Regions from separate parts of the Homo sapiens genome. Here region 1 is linked to region 2. A link is a loop called in an ENCODE intact Hi-C map of the cell type or tissue named here. Cell type or tissue: GM12878. All regions are shown on one strand. Links, peaks and the distances in the headings refer to the core of each region. The heading gives the core; the rest is flanking DNA.

Evidence for each region. A loop is a pair of places that touch in the nucleus more often than their neighbours do. Peaks named below come from ENCODE experiments on the same cell type or tissue, not always from the same donor. Only the 100,000 strongest peaks of a DNase experiment are listed, where the experiment ranks them.
Region 1: a loop joins it to region 2, with 8 times the contacts of the local background. A loop is called at or near these places in 8 of 110 quality-filtered maps.

The regions. Positions count from the first base shown.
Region 1 is chr7:130,871,707-130,880,073 of GRCh38, reverse strand. MIR29A (microRNA 29a) reads left to right here and starts at 3,264; the gene lies at 3,264-3,327. MIR29B1 (microRNA 29b-1) reads left to right here and starts at 2,535; the gene lies at 2,535-2,615. It also overlaps a transcript of LINC-PINT not described here. RefSeq lists a silencer at 4,515-4,714 and an enhancer at 4,510-4,804. In GM12878, for the core only: a CTCF peak has its summit at 4,590; no DNase peak of the experiment used is centred there.
Region 2 is chr7:131,036,779-131,045,145 of GRCh38, reverse strand. The region is part of intron 3 of LINC-PINT (long intergenic non-protein coding RNA, p53 induced transcript); the gene reads left to right. Among named protein-coding and RNA genes, the nearest start is that of LINC-PINT, 69 kb to the left of the region's middle. RefSeq lists a cis regulatory region at 440 and an enhancer at 368-512. In GM12878, for the core only: a CTCF peak has its summit at 4,521; no DNase peak of the experiment used is centred there; H3K27ac peaks cover 2,220 bases.

The DNA.
Region 1 (8,367 bases), core at 36-8,035, 160 kb after region 2:
AGTGCAACCTCCGCCTACTGGGCTCAAGCAACTCTCCTGCCTCGGCCTCAGCCTCACTACAGGCATGTGCCACCACGCCTGGCTAGTTTGGTTTTTTTTTTTTGTATTTTTTTAGTAGATATGGGGTTTCACCATGTTGGCCAGGTTGGTCTCAAACTTCTGACCTCAAGTGATCTGCCTGCCTCAGCCTCCCAAAATGCTGGGATTACAGGTATGAGCCACCACGCTTAGCCTTCTGCTGAATTTTTGAGAAGCATACATAAAGACAATGTAAAAAACTTAGCATATTTGTTTGGCCCTGCTAAGGGCATGGTTGAATATATAGTGTGTGTGATGTATTTGGTGTATGAGATATATATGATCTTATCAGACATAAGTAAAAGAAATTCATTCTTCAGGAAAAATTTTCCCCATAACTGAAGTGTCAATCATTTGAAAAAACTTCTAGGCAGTAGGCAAACACTGTGACTAGTTATTTATCAAAAATAAGCAGACTTTAGAGTTTTGTAACTGATGAGAATAATCTGGCTGCTTCTTTTGTACTTCAGTCACTGATACTGCGAATTAGAGTAGCATATACAGAAGGATGCAGGGGGTCCCTAAAGGAATCACAGAATTAGTGAAACCATTATTTGAGAGTTGCAGTGATTCTTCTGTCCTGGCACTTTTCCCAGTTTTGGTGCTTAAATTTACTATCCACTTGAAATGTGTCACTGCCTGTCACTTCACAAAGTATGTGCCTTTCACTGCAGTCAACAAGCTGTTTACATCTTTGATGAAATGATTGCCACGCATCTCCATAGCCCTGGTGTTCTATTCCCTTATTCACAGAGATTTTTTTTAAAAACCAGCCTAGCAGCAATAGGTATGTGCTGTGGATGCTTCTCCATGATGATAAAGGATGAGTTTGTGCTGGGATCTCCTTATGAAAAGATAACTGGCCAAGCCCATGAGGAACAAGAATGTTATGCTAATCAGACCCAAGGTAAACAGCCTGCAGTGCACCTCCTGACTGATTAGCACTGAACCCACTTGGAATCATCAACCACAGGCACGTGGTAATTGGATGTTCTTCTAATACACATAGTGAGATTGTAAAATGAGGATGATATATGAGGAAAGTCAGACGGAGAAACTAAAGTTCAGTTCTTAAATACAAGCCAAGGGAACAGACTAAGTGAATGGTACAGCCAGGATTGGAGCCTGGTTTTCACAAGGTGGTATGTCATGATAAAACAAGCCAAAGAAAAGGTTGGGTAGTGTTTTGAGGCTAAAAGAGACCAAAGAGTCTTAGTGAATCAACCTTGATGCGATCTGGGTTTGAAAAACCTATAAAAAACCTTTTGTTTGGAGAAAGTGGGAGAAGTTGGATGTAGGCTGGATATTTGTGGGTACCAAGGAATTGTTTGTTTTCTTAGGTATGGTAAGATTTTGTGGTTATGTAGAAGAGTGTCTTCATTTTATAGAACGACCTCAAAGTAGTTAGGAGCAGTGTATGTATGGGTGGTTATCAATTTACTTTCAAACAATGCAGCAAAAAATATGTATCTATATTACATATAATTAAAGCAAAACATGATAAAAAGGAATAGTTATTGAATTTAGATAGTATGGATTTAGGAATTCATTGTATTGTCATTCCAATTTAATGTATAAAATTTTTTATAACAGTTTATAAAAACAGTGCACACCCCTTTAATTAGGTGGCCTGGGTACATGAAGTATCTTTTTGGATGCCTAGAACACAAAAAGGGACGACAACAGGCCACCTAATAAGATGATACCAAGAACTATACCATGACGGCGAAAAAGAACTGCTGCAAAAAATAATTTGCCAAGGAGAACTCAGAGTACAAAGCCTTACCTTTGGAGTAGAGGGAAGGAGAGTCTTAAGTAAAGCTCACAAAAACCCCTAACTCATAGATGCAGTCTAAGGAATTCATTCCGGAAGCGACATTAGCATCTCATTAGTGCCATTATGTGACTTACTTGGCCTCTGAGCTAGTCTATTTTCTTCCCTAGACCCCAAAATCTCAGTAATCCTTTGGATCCAAGTTATCTCCAAGTGAAAATAATAGGTTTAGGAAAGCGTTTTTCTTCAACTTCTATGGAGCACTTGCTTGCTTTGTCCTATTTGCATGTCCGACGGACGGTTCTCCAGCACCACTGCTAGTCGTCCTCCGCCTGCCTGGGTACTTGATCACAGGATGCCTCTGACTTCTCCTGCCTTTACCCAAGCAAAGGATTTTCCTTGTCTTCCCACCCAAGAGTGACGGGGCTGACATGTGCCCTTGCCTCTAAATGATGAAGCTGAACCTTTGTCTGGGCAACTTAACTTAAGAATAAGGGAGTCCCAGGCATGCTCTCCCATCAATAACAAATTCAGTGACATCAGTTTATGAATATATGAAATTTGCCAAAGCTCTGTTTAGACCACTGAGTAACTCACAGCTAGGTTTCAACTTTTCCTTTCTAGGTTGTCTTGGGTTTATTGTAAGAGAGCATTATGAAGAAAAAAATAGATCATAAAGCTTCTTCAGGAAGCTGGTTTCATATGGTGGTTTAGATTTAAATAGTGATTGTCTAGCACCATTTGAAATCAGTGTTCTTGGGGGAGACCAGCTGCGCTGCACTACCAACAGCAAAAGAAGTGAATGGGACAGCTCTGAAGTATTTGAAAGCAACAGCAGGATGGCTGTGAGAACCTGCCTCACATGTAGCTGACCCCTTCCTCACCCCTGCCAACAGTGGTGGCATATATCACAAATGGCAGTCAGGTCTCTGCACTGGCGGATCCAACTGTGATCGAAAGTTTTCCAAAAATAAGTTGTGTCTGTATTGAACATGAACAGACTTTCTTCTTGTCATTATTCTCTAACAATACTGCATAACAATTATTTGCATACATTTGCATTGCATTAAGTATTCTAAGTAATCTAGAGACGATTTAAAGTATACGGGAGGATGTGTGTAGGTTGTATGCAAATACTACACCATTTTCTATCAGAGACTTGAGCATCTGTGGATTTTGGTATCCAAGGGGCTTTCTGGAACCAATCCCTCAAGGATACCAAGGGATGAATGTAATTGTACAGGATATCGCATTGTTGGAATTTTATACTTCTTTGTGGAATAAACCTATAGCACTTAATAGATAGTACAGACTCATTCCATTGTGCCTGGGTTAAAGAGCCCAATGTATGCTGGATTTAGTAAGATTTGGGCCCTCCCAACCCTCACGACCTTCTGTGACCCCTTAGAGGATGACTGATTTCTTTTGGTGTTCAGAGTCAATATAATTTTCTAGCACCATCTGAAATCGGTTATAATGATTGGGGAAGAGCACCATGATGCTGACTGCTGAGAGGAAATGTATTGGTGACCGTTGGGGCCATGGACAAGAACTAAGAAAACAAATGCAAAGCAATAATGCAAAGGTGATTTTTCTTCTTCCAGTTTCTAAGTTGAATTTCACTGACCTGAATTGCATGTGGTATAATACTAACAAATGGTTCACTATTAGCATATCATGAATGGTTATACTTTATAGAAATTCCATAGACTTGGTGGGGGTTTTGTTTTGGTGACGGATACCTAGAAACACTCCTGGGGAAAATCGATGACTGGCTTAGATGATGGGAAAGGAGCAGCGAGGGAGTCAATTCTGTTGTTGATGAGAAGCTGCACCAGCTATCTCTGAACTCTCCTCTCTTAGCTGGCTGAGGAGTTCCCTCCATGGTTAAACAGGTCATTTTCTTACATAAGGAAAAATGGTCCAGAGAAACTGGGTTTCTATGGCTGAGACAGAACTGTGCTAATATGTGTCAGTTCAGTTTAGAAGGCAAAGCAACAAAAGCAGGTGCTACTTGAACTAGGATCCTAGAGTATACCTTTGATATGGTTTGGATGTTTGTCCCCTCCAATCTCATGTTGAAGTGTGATCCCCAGTATTGGGGGTGGGGCCTGGTGGGGGTGGTTGAGTGATGGGGCGGATCCCTTGTGAATGGCTTGGTGATGTCCTCACTTAACGAGTTCCTGCTCAGTTAGAGGGAGCCGGTTGTTTAAAAAAGCTGGCACCTCCTTCCTCTCTCTTGCTCTTTCTTTCTTGCTCCCTCTCTCGCCATGTGACATGTCTGCTCCCTCTCCGCCTTCCACCATGTATAAAACATCCTGAGGCCTCATCAGGAGCCGAGCAGGTACCAGTGCCATGCTTGTACGGCTGCAAAACTGTAAGCCAAATAAACCTCTTTACTATATAAATTACCCAGTCTCGGGTATGTCTTTATAGCAGCGCAAAACGGACTAACACAACCTCACTAGAAGTGAAGTCATTAGACCAAAAACAATACTGAGTTTTTAGGTCCACTAAGAGGCAAAAATAAAAGGCTCTTTATAGCAGCATGATTTATAATCCTTTGGGTATAAGCACATGTATGCTAGAACTTAAAGTATAATAATAAAATATAAAAATAATAAAATAAAATAAAAGGCTCAAGAATGAGCCATCTCGGCCGCTCCTCCTCCAGGGGCCCCTGTGTGCAGCTCCCAACACAGGTACTGCACAGACCGGCCACCTGCTGTCCCCATGTGGCGTCCTGGAGAACTGCAGGGGCACCTGGTGGAATTTGGGCCTTGTCCTTCTGTTTTCTTTCTGGCCTGGAAAAGCCACTGGCCTCACAATCAAGAGTTAATATTCTATCTACCCTGCTTAAGCTTTCCCGCCCTCTCACACTGCCTCCCTCCTTTTCCCTCCTGCCTGTCACTTGTCTGGAAAAGGCCTTTTCTCCTCGGGGCTAACACATGCAATTTGTAGCCAAAACATTCTGTCTACCACACAAATCCAACGAGAATCAGGATCATTCCACCACATCTTTTTCTATCCCATGGTTATTATTTTCCCAAAACTCTTGTCTTTTGCTTTCTTACCTATTCGCTGTTTTCCCTAAGTAATCTTATTTACTCCCCTGGTTCCAAATACATCCCTATGTGTTGATTTCCCTCAAACCAGAGGTCTGGCCTGGGATATTTTTTGAGACATCTTGCTTTTTATATTTTTAGTAGCTCCTAAGTATAATAGTTCAGCCTGCTCTTCTAAACTTGTCTCAATTTAATCCATTTATGCTTGAGGTTGCAATTTTTTGAATTTTTGCCATCAGACCTTGGCAATGACCTTGAGCAGTAGGAGACAACTCCCACATGCTTAGCATTCCAATAATGGAACACTAGGCATATACCAAAGCCATCCACATTGCCTTCTCCCCAAAGCCAGCTCTCCCTGCTCTGCCCCATGGTGAAAGCTGCGAACACCAGAGGTCTGTGACCTCTTCCCTCTCCCTTACCCACATCCATACTCAGCACAACTTGTTGCTGTTCTCTCTCAATTCTCTCTTTAGGATCCATCCCTTTCTCTGCTCTTCCTAGACAGCTTTCTGGGCCCACCCCTCGCCATTAGTCTAGCTTTGTTATAGCCACCAGTTAATCTTTGTAAAATACATACGTGAGCTGGGCACGGTGGCTGGTGCCTGTAATCCCAGCTACTCAGGAGGCTGGGGCAGGAGGTTGCTTGAGCCCAAGAGGTTGAGGCTGCAATGAGCCATGATTGCATCACTGCACTCCAGCCTGGACGACAGACCAAGATCCCATCTCTTTAAAAAATAAAAATAAAAATTGTTTAACCACATGACCTTGCTCCTTGTCCCTCACTTTTAGCTGAACTCTTATAAGTGTGTCAACCAGGTACCAGACCCTTCATGACCCCATGCCTACCTGTGTCACCATCTTCTGGCTGTGCTTCCTGGGGCCTGTGTTCTGTGCTCACCCAGCTGCTTGCTGCTGAGAACACTCAGGTATCTTGGCATTTCTTAGCCTGTGTCTGTGCTATTTCCTCTGCCCACATCTCCCCTCTCCTCCTCCTCGTCAGCTAGGGACCTCCAGCCCCTAGGGACTGTAAGCTAGGGACCTCCAACCTGCAGCCCCTGGCTCAGGTGTAAACTTGTCTAGGAAGCCTTCCTCTGCCTTCTGCATCAAGGCTTAGATCCCTGGGCAAAGGCTTTCTTCTCTGTACCCCTTCAGAGCCTGATGGCACTTCGCATGTTATATTCTCATGATTGATTACCTACTAGGCTTCTCTGCAAGGCTGGAAAATCCTTGCTCCTAGGAGGGACGGTAGACAAGAACAAGACATACTGTGTACACTCCATTCTTACATTCCACGTGAGCTATCCTTTGTGTAGGTGTCTGTGGCAAATCTTCCTTCTAGGCTGCAGCCTCTACTTTTCATAGTTTCTCTCCATTTTCATCTGCCATGTGCATGAGGAATAAAAACTACTTCCAATGATGACCAAAATAAGATGGAAGAAAATAACCCTGCTTCAAAGAACATTTCTGAGACCATAAATATGATTTTGATGTATCTTCCATTATGGATTACCCATGTGGTTTTTTTTTTCCTTCTAAATGCATAAACAGGAATTGTTTAATAGGCTAGAGAGCCATGAAAAGCAAAATAATTAAGGATTGTTGTCCTCATTTCATAGAAGAGCAAACAAAGACAGAAAAACAGATGTGCCTTAACCAAAAAGGGCAGTAAATTTATGCAAAGCAGACTGAACCCCCATTAAAAGTAATCATTTACAGCGACCAAGGGCCAAGCACGTGATCACCACCCTCCTCTCCCAATAGCTCTGAAGGGTGGGTAGTATTTCCCCAGCTTATGCACGAGGAAACAGATGCACAGGAAAGTCAAGTAACTTGCCTGCAATGCCACGGCTAGTCAACATGAGAGTTTGAATTACAAATCAGGTGGCGGTGGCGGTGGTGATGATGATGATAATAGCAGCTTATCATCATCATTGAGCTCTTATTTTGTGTTAGATACTTGGTAAGTATTTTGCATGAATTAGCTCATTTAGTCTGACTTTCAAAACAGCCCTTTGAGGTCAGTGTTATTATCATCATTCCCATTTTGCCATGAAGAAACAAAAGAATTAAATAATCCAAGATCGTCTAACTGACATTTCCAAGCAGGAGCACAAACCCAGATCTCTGTGATTCCAGAGCCTGTGCTCTTAAATCAGCACTGCTCATTTCAGTGTGGGAGATGGCGTAAATGGGTGTGTTCACTTGCTGGGCAGCCTCATCTGTGGTCCCCTTGATCCCCACCTACTGGCATTCATGCCCTGTGCTATTCCCTCCCCTGGAGTGTGGACTGGACCTAGTAATTTGCTTCTAATGGATGGAATATGTCAAAAGTGATAGATGTCACTTCTGAGACTAGGTTACAAATAGACTGTGATTCTGTTGTCTTCTTCCTCAGGCTTGCACCCTCACGACATGCTCTCTCTCTCTCCCTCTCCTCTTTTCTCTCTTCTCTCCCTTCTCTCCTCTCTCTTATCTCTCTCTTCTCTCTCTCGTACACATACTCTGGAAAGCCAGCTACCATACTGGGAACTGCCCAATGGAGAGGCCCACATTCCACAAGGAACTGATGTCTTCAGCCAATACCTCGCCAGGACCTGAGGCCTGCTGAGAGTCACGAGTGGCCTTCGTGGGTCCTCTCTCAACGAGCTTGCAGGTGACCACTGCGCCAGCCAAAACCTTGATGGCAGCCTATGAGTGAGTGACCCTGAGCCAGAAGACCCAGTTAAGCCATGCCCAGGATCCTGACCTGCAGAAACTATGACATAATAAATTTATTGTTTTATGCCACTAACTTTTGGGGTTACTTATGCAGCAATAGATAGCTAATACAGCTCATAGTATCCTTATCTAGCCTCAAACATTCTGCCTTTAGTATCTAACTTTCCTAACTTTTTAGATAAACTTTTTTGGGGGGGATAATTTTAGATTTACAGAAAAAAGGCAAAGATAGTATAGAGAGTTCCTTTATATTTCTCTCCTAGTTTCCTCTATTGTTCATATCTCATAAAACGATGGTTTTGGGTTTTTTGAGACGGCGTCTCACTCTGTCACCCAGGCTAGAGTGCAGTGGTGATCATAGCTCACTGCAGCCTTGAACTCCTGGCTCAAGGGATCTTACTACCTCAGCTTCCCAAGTAGCTGGGTTCACAGCATGTACCACCACACATGGCTAATTAAAACATATATATATTATATAATATATATATTTTAAGTTATTAGTAAGTATATCAAATACTGCTCCAGATTTACAAATGGTTATTTTCCACTATGATGTCAATACACATTAATTTGTAAAATATGCAAATAATTTTCCTGTAACTATTCAAATGGAAAATATTCAACAAAGAATACTAATTTCCTTCTTAATTCCTGTGTTGTGTGATCCAAGTCACTTGATCTTTCTGGGTTTGTTTTCTTTAGTATCAATTTATCTTACTAGAATTTAAC
Region 2 (8,367 bases), core at 347-8,346:
AAAGGAATAAAATTCTGATTCATGCCACGGGTACATACTACAATATGGTTGAACCTCAGAAACATTATGCCAAGTGAAAGGGCTCTGTATTGTATGATACCATGATATGAAACTTTTAGAACAGGCAAAACCTTAGATCAGATCAGTACTTTGCCTGGGTGTAGGGTGGCAGCATGGAGATTGGTTTTAAACAGGCACAGCGGAACAGTTTGGGTGATGGAAATGTTCCTGGTGATAGTTGTGTATAAATTGTATGAAAACGTGTGCAATTGTGTACTTAAAATGGATAATTTTCAAGACATGCAAATTATACCTCAAGAAAGCCACTAAACGTGGGTGGCCACTCAAAATTTCAAATTCTCTTTAAGATGACCATTCAGGTCAGGCATGGTGGCTCACTCCTGTAATCCCAGCACTTTGGGAGGCCAAGGCAGGCAGAGCACGAGGTCAGGAGATCGAGACCATCTTGGCTAACACGGTGAAACCCCATCTCTACTAAAAGTACAAAACGTTAGATGGGCGTGGTGGCGGGCACGGTGGTGGGCGCCTGTAGAGGCAGGAGAGAATGGCGTGAACCCGGGAGGCAGAGCTTGCAGTGAGCCAAGATCACGCCACTGCACTCTAGCCTGGGTGACAGAGCAAGACTCCAAAAAAAAAAAAAAAAAAATTTCCATTCAAGGAATTGAACTATAGTACTGACTTCATTGTAACATACTGCTTTGGAATACTTTGGTGAGGTTCACTGAATTCATGTTCTATGCCAAATGCTTTTTGGATTCTAATTGTAAGTTAGTTATTTGTAAATTAGTTACATTGTAAAATAATTTAAATTAAATCGTAAAAAGAGTTACTTGTTTTTCCCAGAATTTAGTGACCAGGAATAGCTGTATTTCCCTTGCATATCATTTGTCAAATGATTGGTTTTATGTTAAATAGTTATTAACACCCCCCTCCCCACTGGAAAACATGTTTTTTGGATTAATATTCAATTTGTGTAAAGTAGTTCAAATTTATGGTGGTGGGTTATCCTTCAATTTTTAATTTAATTTTTTTTTTTTTGAGACAAGTTTCACTCTTGTTGCCCAGGTAAAGTGCAATGGCGCGATCTCAGCTCACCGCAGCCTCCGCCTCCCGGGTTCAAGCGATTCTCCTGTCTCAGCCTGTGGAGTAGCTGGGATTACAGGCATGCGCCACCATGCCTGGCTAACTTTGTGTTTTTAGTAGAGACAGGGTTTCTCCATGTTGGTCGGGCTGGTCTCAAACTCCCGACCTCAGGTGATTTCCCCACCTTGGCCTCCCAAAGTGCTGGGATTACAGGCGTGAGCCACCATGCCCGGCCTATTTTATTTTTTGAGACAGAGTCTCGCTCTGTTGCCCAGGCTGGATGGAGTGAAGTGGCGTGATCTCAGCCCACTACAGCCTCCGCCTCCCGGGTTCAAGCAATTCTCCTGCCTCAGCCTCCCAAGTAGCTGGGACTACAGGCATGTACCACCATGCCTGGCTTTTTTTTTTTTTTTTTTTGGATTTTTAGTAGAGATGGGGTTTCACCATGTCAGCCAGGCTCGTCTCGAACACCTGACCTCAAATGAGCTGCCCTCCTCGGCCTCCCAAAGTGCTGGGATTATAGGCGTGAGCCACCGTGCCTGGCCCTATCCTTCACCTTTTAGTTCTTTAGGAAGGAAATTGATGGTGGCTTAATACCTTTGCTTCTAGGCCTGGGTGTCCACCCACCTGACCCCAACTCCCATATATGTAGAGACATCAGGTAATCTGAGCATAAGATCCTTGCAGTGGTTGGGGAAGTGAAGCAGAGAGATGCCCTCTTGGAGCACTTCCATTTTCTGCACCAGACAGGAATCAGTTATCTCTGGGGTTAGTGACCTCACACCTTTGCCCCTGAATCCCCCCATATATAAAATAGAAGATTGAATTTTACTTACTTGGGTAAAAGTGGGCATTTTTCAGTTAGACATTTACCTAATTTTAATGAAAATACAATGACCCTAGAACATCCTGCCCATGATTCTGCCCAAGTTTATGCAAACAGAAAAAATTTATTTTGGAAAAAACCGGATCTTAAACTGAAATTCATTAAGCCATTTTTCCAAATAAAGTACCAGCTTAGTTAACCAAATTGTGCTTTTTCACTTTTTCCTTCCCTCAAAAGGAAATCCCTTATTCAACAAAAATTTGTGGAACACTCATATGTTTCAGGCACCCTGAAGATAAAGACACACCCACCTGCAAGGATAAAAGAAGCATGGCGGCGGGGTGGGGCTGGTATCCAGTCTGCTTCAAAACGGAGGAGGGGCATCCACAGAGAAGGGCTGGGGAAGGCCTTGCAGGAGGGCATGGAAGAGCCAGGTTGAGAGGGATGAATAGGACTTGGCTGTTATCCAGGTTGCAAGATGTTGGAAGGACTTTATCTAAAGCTGTGGCATTGGGATTAAAGAAGAGAGGTTGAGTCAAGAGATTCAGTGACTGGGAGTTATATGCCCTTTTGACTGGCAGGATAGGGAGAATATTGGAGAAAAAGGAGTCAAGGATTAGTTCAGCTTCTGCCGTGGCCTTCTCAGCAAGTGGTGGGGAATTCACTGAGGTGAGGAATACAAAATACTTGGAGGTTGCATCTGTTTGTTTTGCTTATTGAGTTAGGAAACCAGGAATTCACTTTGGAGGTTTGATCAGGGGAATGCAGCCTACGTTTGATTGGGCTTTAAAGCTGATCCTCTTTGCTCCATGGCCCAGCTCTGGGGGGGGACACACGTGGCACATCAGGCAGAAAGGGGCAGCTAGGGAGGTCTTGGCCAACTGTGGTTGGGCAGCATCATGGGCTGTAGTCTCACTTGTACAGGTGGAATCACTGTGGGACACTTCGGGGCATTTCCAGAGTGGAAAAATTCTTGCAGGTGAAAACCTGTCACATTGAAGAATTCAGTAGTGCTTTTGATAATTATTTTTTCTACTTGCTGTCTTGCCTTCTTCCCTCTGTATTTTTACCATTTATGGGAGTACATCTTTATATTTCTCTGGTAAAAGGAAGATGAAAAAGGTGAACTTTATAAAAGACTAACCAGTCCTTGACTTGTATAGCTCATTTAACTTTTAAAACCTGTAAAGGAGGTACTTTTCATCATATAAATTCATGATGAAGATAAATAAAATAGGTGTTTGGGAATCAGCAGGTTTTGAAATTTTATGACATGCCATTAACACAAAGCATAAATTCTTTTTCTTTTTCTTTTTTTTTTTTGAGACTGAGTCTCAGTTTGTCGTCCAGGCTGGAGTGCAGTGGCACGATCAAGGCTCACTGCAACCTCCGCCTCCTGGGTTCAAGCGATTCTCCTGCCTTAGCCTCCTGAGTAGCTGGGATTACAGGCATGCGCCACCACACTCGGCTAATTTTGGTATTTTTAGTAGAGACGGGGTTTCACATGTTGACCAGGCTGGTGTCGAACTCCTGACCTCAGGTGATCCACCCACCTTGGCCTCCCTAAGTGCTGGGATTACAGGAATGAGCCACCGCACCCGGCCGCATAAATTCTTTTATTCAGATCCATTGACATTAACATGTAAATAAGGATGACAGTTTATTATTTTGGAAATTCTAATTATTTGTCTTGTCCTTCAAAGAAGCGCTTTTGGTTACAAGTGGGTCCATAACACACAAAATAAAATTCTGTTTACGGCTGGGCGCGGTGGCTTACGCCTGTAATCCCAGCATTTTGAGAGGCCAAGGCGGGGGGATCACCTGAGGTCAGGAGTTCTAGACCAGCCTGGCCAATGTGGTGAAACCCTGTCTCTACTAAAAACACAAAAATTAGGTGGGTATGGTGGTGTGCGCCTGTAATGTCAGCTACTCGGGAGGCTGAGGCAGGAGAATAGCCTGAACCTGGGAGGCGGAGGTTGTAGTGAGCCGAGATTGCACCATTGCACTCGAGCCTGGGCAACAGAGCAAGATTCTGTTTCAAAAAAAAAAAAAACAAAAAAACCCACAAAATTACATACTTTTTGATAATATTGAAAAATAAGTATGGAAAATGATTCTTCTTAGGAAAATTTATGCCCATTATTCACTTCGCTGTTTTGTTAATGATCACGAATATATTAAACTGAAAATACAAGCTAAGCAGCTGCTTTGAAACTACATCAAAACAGTAGAAGTTTAAAATTAGATTCTTCTTATTGCATTAAATGCATCTTTCAGTAATATGTGGTCACTACACTACCTGCTTTACAGGTATTCTTGGAAATTTGGTAACAAAAAGAACAGGGTGAATAGATGTTGTAGATCATGAGGTATGGTGCAAAGTGCATGGCCTTGGGATAGGGATATCAGACATCTGAGCTGAATCTCAGTTCTCTGGTTGTTATGCCTCGAGGAAGTAAGTTGCTGGACCTCAGTTGTGCTGTTTCCTGGTCTATAAAATGAAGACAATAAAGAACCTGCTTCAGTGCGCTAAAACTCAAAGGACTTCTTGGGCTTGAGCGCTGGAGTAAACAGGCAGTTTCCCTTTGTACCACAAGAGGGAGTGCCTGTATAGATGTTAACCTGAGCTGAGGTTTGGATTTCTTTCTAAAATGTCGCTGAAAATTTAGGAATAACTGGATTACTGGGAAAACGTTAAAGAAAAAGATTTTTTGACAGTGTCAGGAGAAAGAGGAACTCGAAACACATAATGGGTTAAGAGGAAGGGATTACGTATAAAATTCCTTTAAGGTATGAAAAGCTTTGTTGACAGAGTGTTACATATTTCATTCCCAGTCAACAATCTTTTATTGTCAATGTCTGACCATGTTGATATATTTGTTTTGTTTTTCTCCTCCTTTGTAACTGTATTATAAATTTTTTATATTAAACAAATATAGAACTTAAAATTTAGTTTCTTAGTAGTAGTCCTGAATAATTAACATCAGTTGAAATTGGATTGTTTGTGCTCAGTGCCTTGGATATGTACAAAACCTGTTTGCTTCAAATTAGTGAGTTAGAAAATATTTTAATCTTTTCATCCTGCTCCCCTCCCACATACTTTTTTTTCCCCTTTTATTTTGAGCTTCTAGATCCTTTTATGTGATGTGTTGCTGTCATACATAGCTCACATTGGGTGGGAACAGAGAAGAACATTGTTTCCGTGGCCCAACCCTAGGGACATGGAACTCATTTTATTATACAGTGAAATTTTAAAATTTGAAACCAAGATCAGATCTCAACAAACAGAGCGAAATTGGCAATTGTGGAATTATCTAACAAATTTAGGGAAAAATCCAGTTGTATCTCAGTTATGTGAATGTGTCCTTCGATTTACAATTTTCAGGTAATCTCTTTATTTTGCTGGTATTTTTATTATACATAGAGCACATTGTTTTATAGAACTGTAATTATACCATAATACTTTTTGTATTGGGAAATGTTGAGAATTTAGAAAGAACAATCCTAGGCATTTCCTTTTGCTCTGTATTCTTCTGTTTAGAAGTTTTCCCTGTGGTTTGTTCCTGGCAATTAAACACTGTTCAAATTCAGAGTCAGACTGCCCTGGCTCAAATCTTGGCCCCACGATGTGTGAAACTTGACAAAGTCAAAGTTATCACTATAATTTCGGTCACTTGAAATCCAGTAATTTCTTGAGCAGAAGAAAGGGAAGTGGAATTACTGTAGAAATTATGCATAGTTTTATATTATCTGTGTAGTAGCCTGTTTAAAGTGATCATTGCTAGTGCATGGTATAGAATTACAAACTTGTAAATACTTCTCAAGATTGCCACTTTAAAAAAAAAAGCAAAAAGAGCTCTGTAGCCCTATTTTTTTTTTTATTTCCAACAGGAAATTTGTTCTTGTTTCAAAATGTGGGAACACCCATTATTCTCTGTTGGCCACATGAATGTCATCCATTTGTTTATTGCAGCAGAAAAAAAGTGAAGAATGGTTGATACAGTGGCAAGCTGTTCCTTTTAGGTTACTTTAAAAAGTCATGGAATTTCGGATATACAAAGAAAGCATAAGGAATACTCTAACCAGTATATATGTATACAGTATCCAGTATAAGAATGAAAATGTAATGTAGTTATTAAAACATTATGTGTGTGCTTCCACAAGCCTGTCCTCCTTTCTACCTTCCAGAAGTAACTTCTCTCTTGAATTTGGTGTTCGTCATTCTGGTGCATGCTTTTACAGTTTTACAAAATACACACGCATTCCCAAACATAAATAATACTGTTTCACAACATAAATTGTATTATGGTACATGTTTTAAAACACGATATACATTGTATCTGTTGCAAGTCAGGTTCCAAGGGAAATGGAACTCAGAAGATTAAGGCTGGGGGCCACCAGTGCCTCATGCCTGTAATCAGCACTGTGGGAGGCCGAGGCGGGCAGATCACTTGAGGTCAGGAGTTTCAGACCAGCATGGCCAACATAGTGGAACCTCATCTCTACTGAAATACAAAAAATTAGCCAGGTGTGGTGGTGTGCACCTGTAATCCCAGCTACTCAGGAGGCTGAGGCAGAAGAATCACTTGAACCTGGGAGGTGGAGGATGCAGTGAGCCGAGATCAAGCCACTGCACTCCAGGCTGGGTGACAAAGCAAAACTCCGTATCCAAAAAGAAAAGAAAAGAAAAGAAGATTAACATGTAGGAAGTTTGTTAAGGAGATTTTAGGATTCACACTTGTGGAATAGGAGGAAGCACAATTGGGCCAAGGGAGAAATTGGGCTGTGGTGTCCGATCACAAGATAGGCCTCAGCTGATCCCAAAGGGGATGCTGAAGGTGGGGTAGCCCTTGAGGATGGTACCACGTTGGGGTGAGGGGCCAGGCCTTGGTAGCTTCACATTGACCAGTTATGGGAAGAAGGCTACCCCTGAAGAAGGGATGAGACCTTGGTGAGGTGACTCTTTCAACTGAGGGCTGTTAACTTGCAACACCCCTAGAAACTGGGGGATAAGCTCTTCAGTCCTAAAGAGAGACCTGAGCAGCCACCTCAGTATTCACTACAGTCTATATTGTGTACATTGTCTGAGCCTGCCCTTTTTGCTGTATATTATGTTTTTGGAGTTTACTTATATTAATATCTGTAGCTCTAGTTCATTTATTTTAATTGTTTTATGGTATTCAGTTCTTCAAAATATGTCACAATTTTAAAATATATTTTCCTATTGAGAGACTTTTAAGTTTTTACAATTTTTCACTATTAAAAAATGTTGCTATATGAATTCATTTATATTTCTCCTTAGTGCACACACCAGAGTTCATCTGGGGTATACAACCAAAAAATTACCAGGTCTTAGGGTATGCACAATTTCAAACTTAATAACTAGAATGAAATTGCTCTCTGGAGTGGTTGTATCTCACCCCGTGTCCTCATAAACACTTGGTATTGTCAAGTCCTAATTCTACCAATTTGATGGGTGTGAAATAGTATCTCATTATAGTTTTATTAGAGTTTGGTTGATAACTAGTGAGTAATATCTCATTGTAGTTTTATTAGAATTTGGTTGATAACTAGGAAGATTGAGAATTTATGTGTTTATTTAGCTATTTGGGTTTCTTCTGTGAAGGACATTTTCTAATCATGTGATTTTTCTGTTGATTTCTTTTAGTGATTTGTAGGCAGTCTTTATATATTCTGCATATCAATTCTTTGTGGTCTATATGAGTAAAAATATCTTCTGGTTCGGGGCTTGATTGTTAACTTTTTAAATAATGCCATTTGTTGAATAAGAGTTTTCTTTTAATGTCATCCTTCCTTTGGGCATTGTTTCTGGGTATATTATTTTAGAAATTCTCCCTTAGGCTGAGGTCATATAAAATATCCTCTGTTTACGATTAAAAGTTTTAAAGTTTTGCTTTTCACAATTTCACCTGCTGTCCCTCTAAAATAGTTTTGTGTATAGCATGAGGTATAGTTGCCTAATTTTGTTTTTCTCATGGATGACCTGTTGTCTTAGCACCATTTAATTGCCTTTGCAACCCTTCTCCACCAATGCACAGTGCCATTCTGTCCTACAAACTTCTGTCTATGTAGATCTATGTCTTTTTGTAGGGGCGGGGGGGGGGGCGGCTATTTAGTTCCACTGGTGTATTTCTTTTTTCTTGCCCCATTTTCTTGCTTTTTTTTTTTTTTTTTTTTTTTTTTTTCTGAGATGAATTCTCACGCTGTCACATAGGCTGGAGTGCAGTGGCACAATCTCATCTCACTGCAACCTCCACCTCCCAGGTTCAAGCGATTCTTAGGCCTCAGCCTCCTGAGTAGCTTGGATTACAGAAGTGTGCACCACGTCTGGCTGATTTTTTTGTATTTTTAGTAGAGATGGGGTTTCACCATGTTGACCAGGCTGGTCTCGAACTCCTGACCCCAAGTGATCTGCC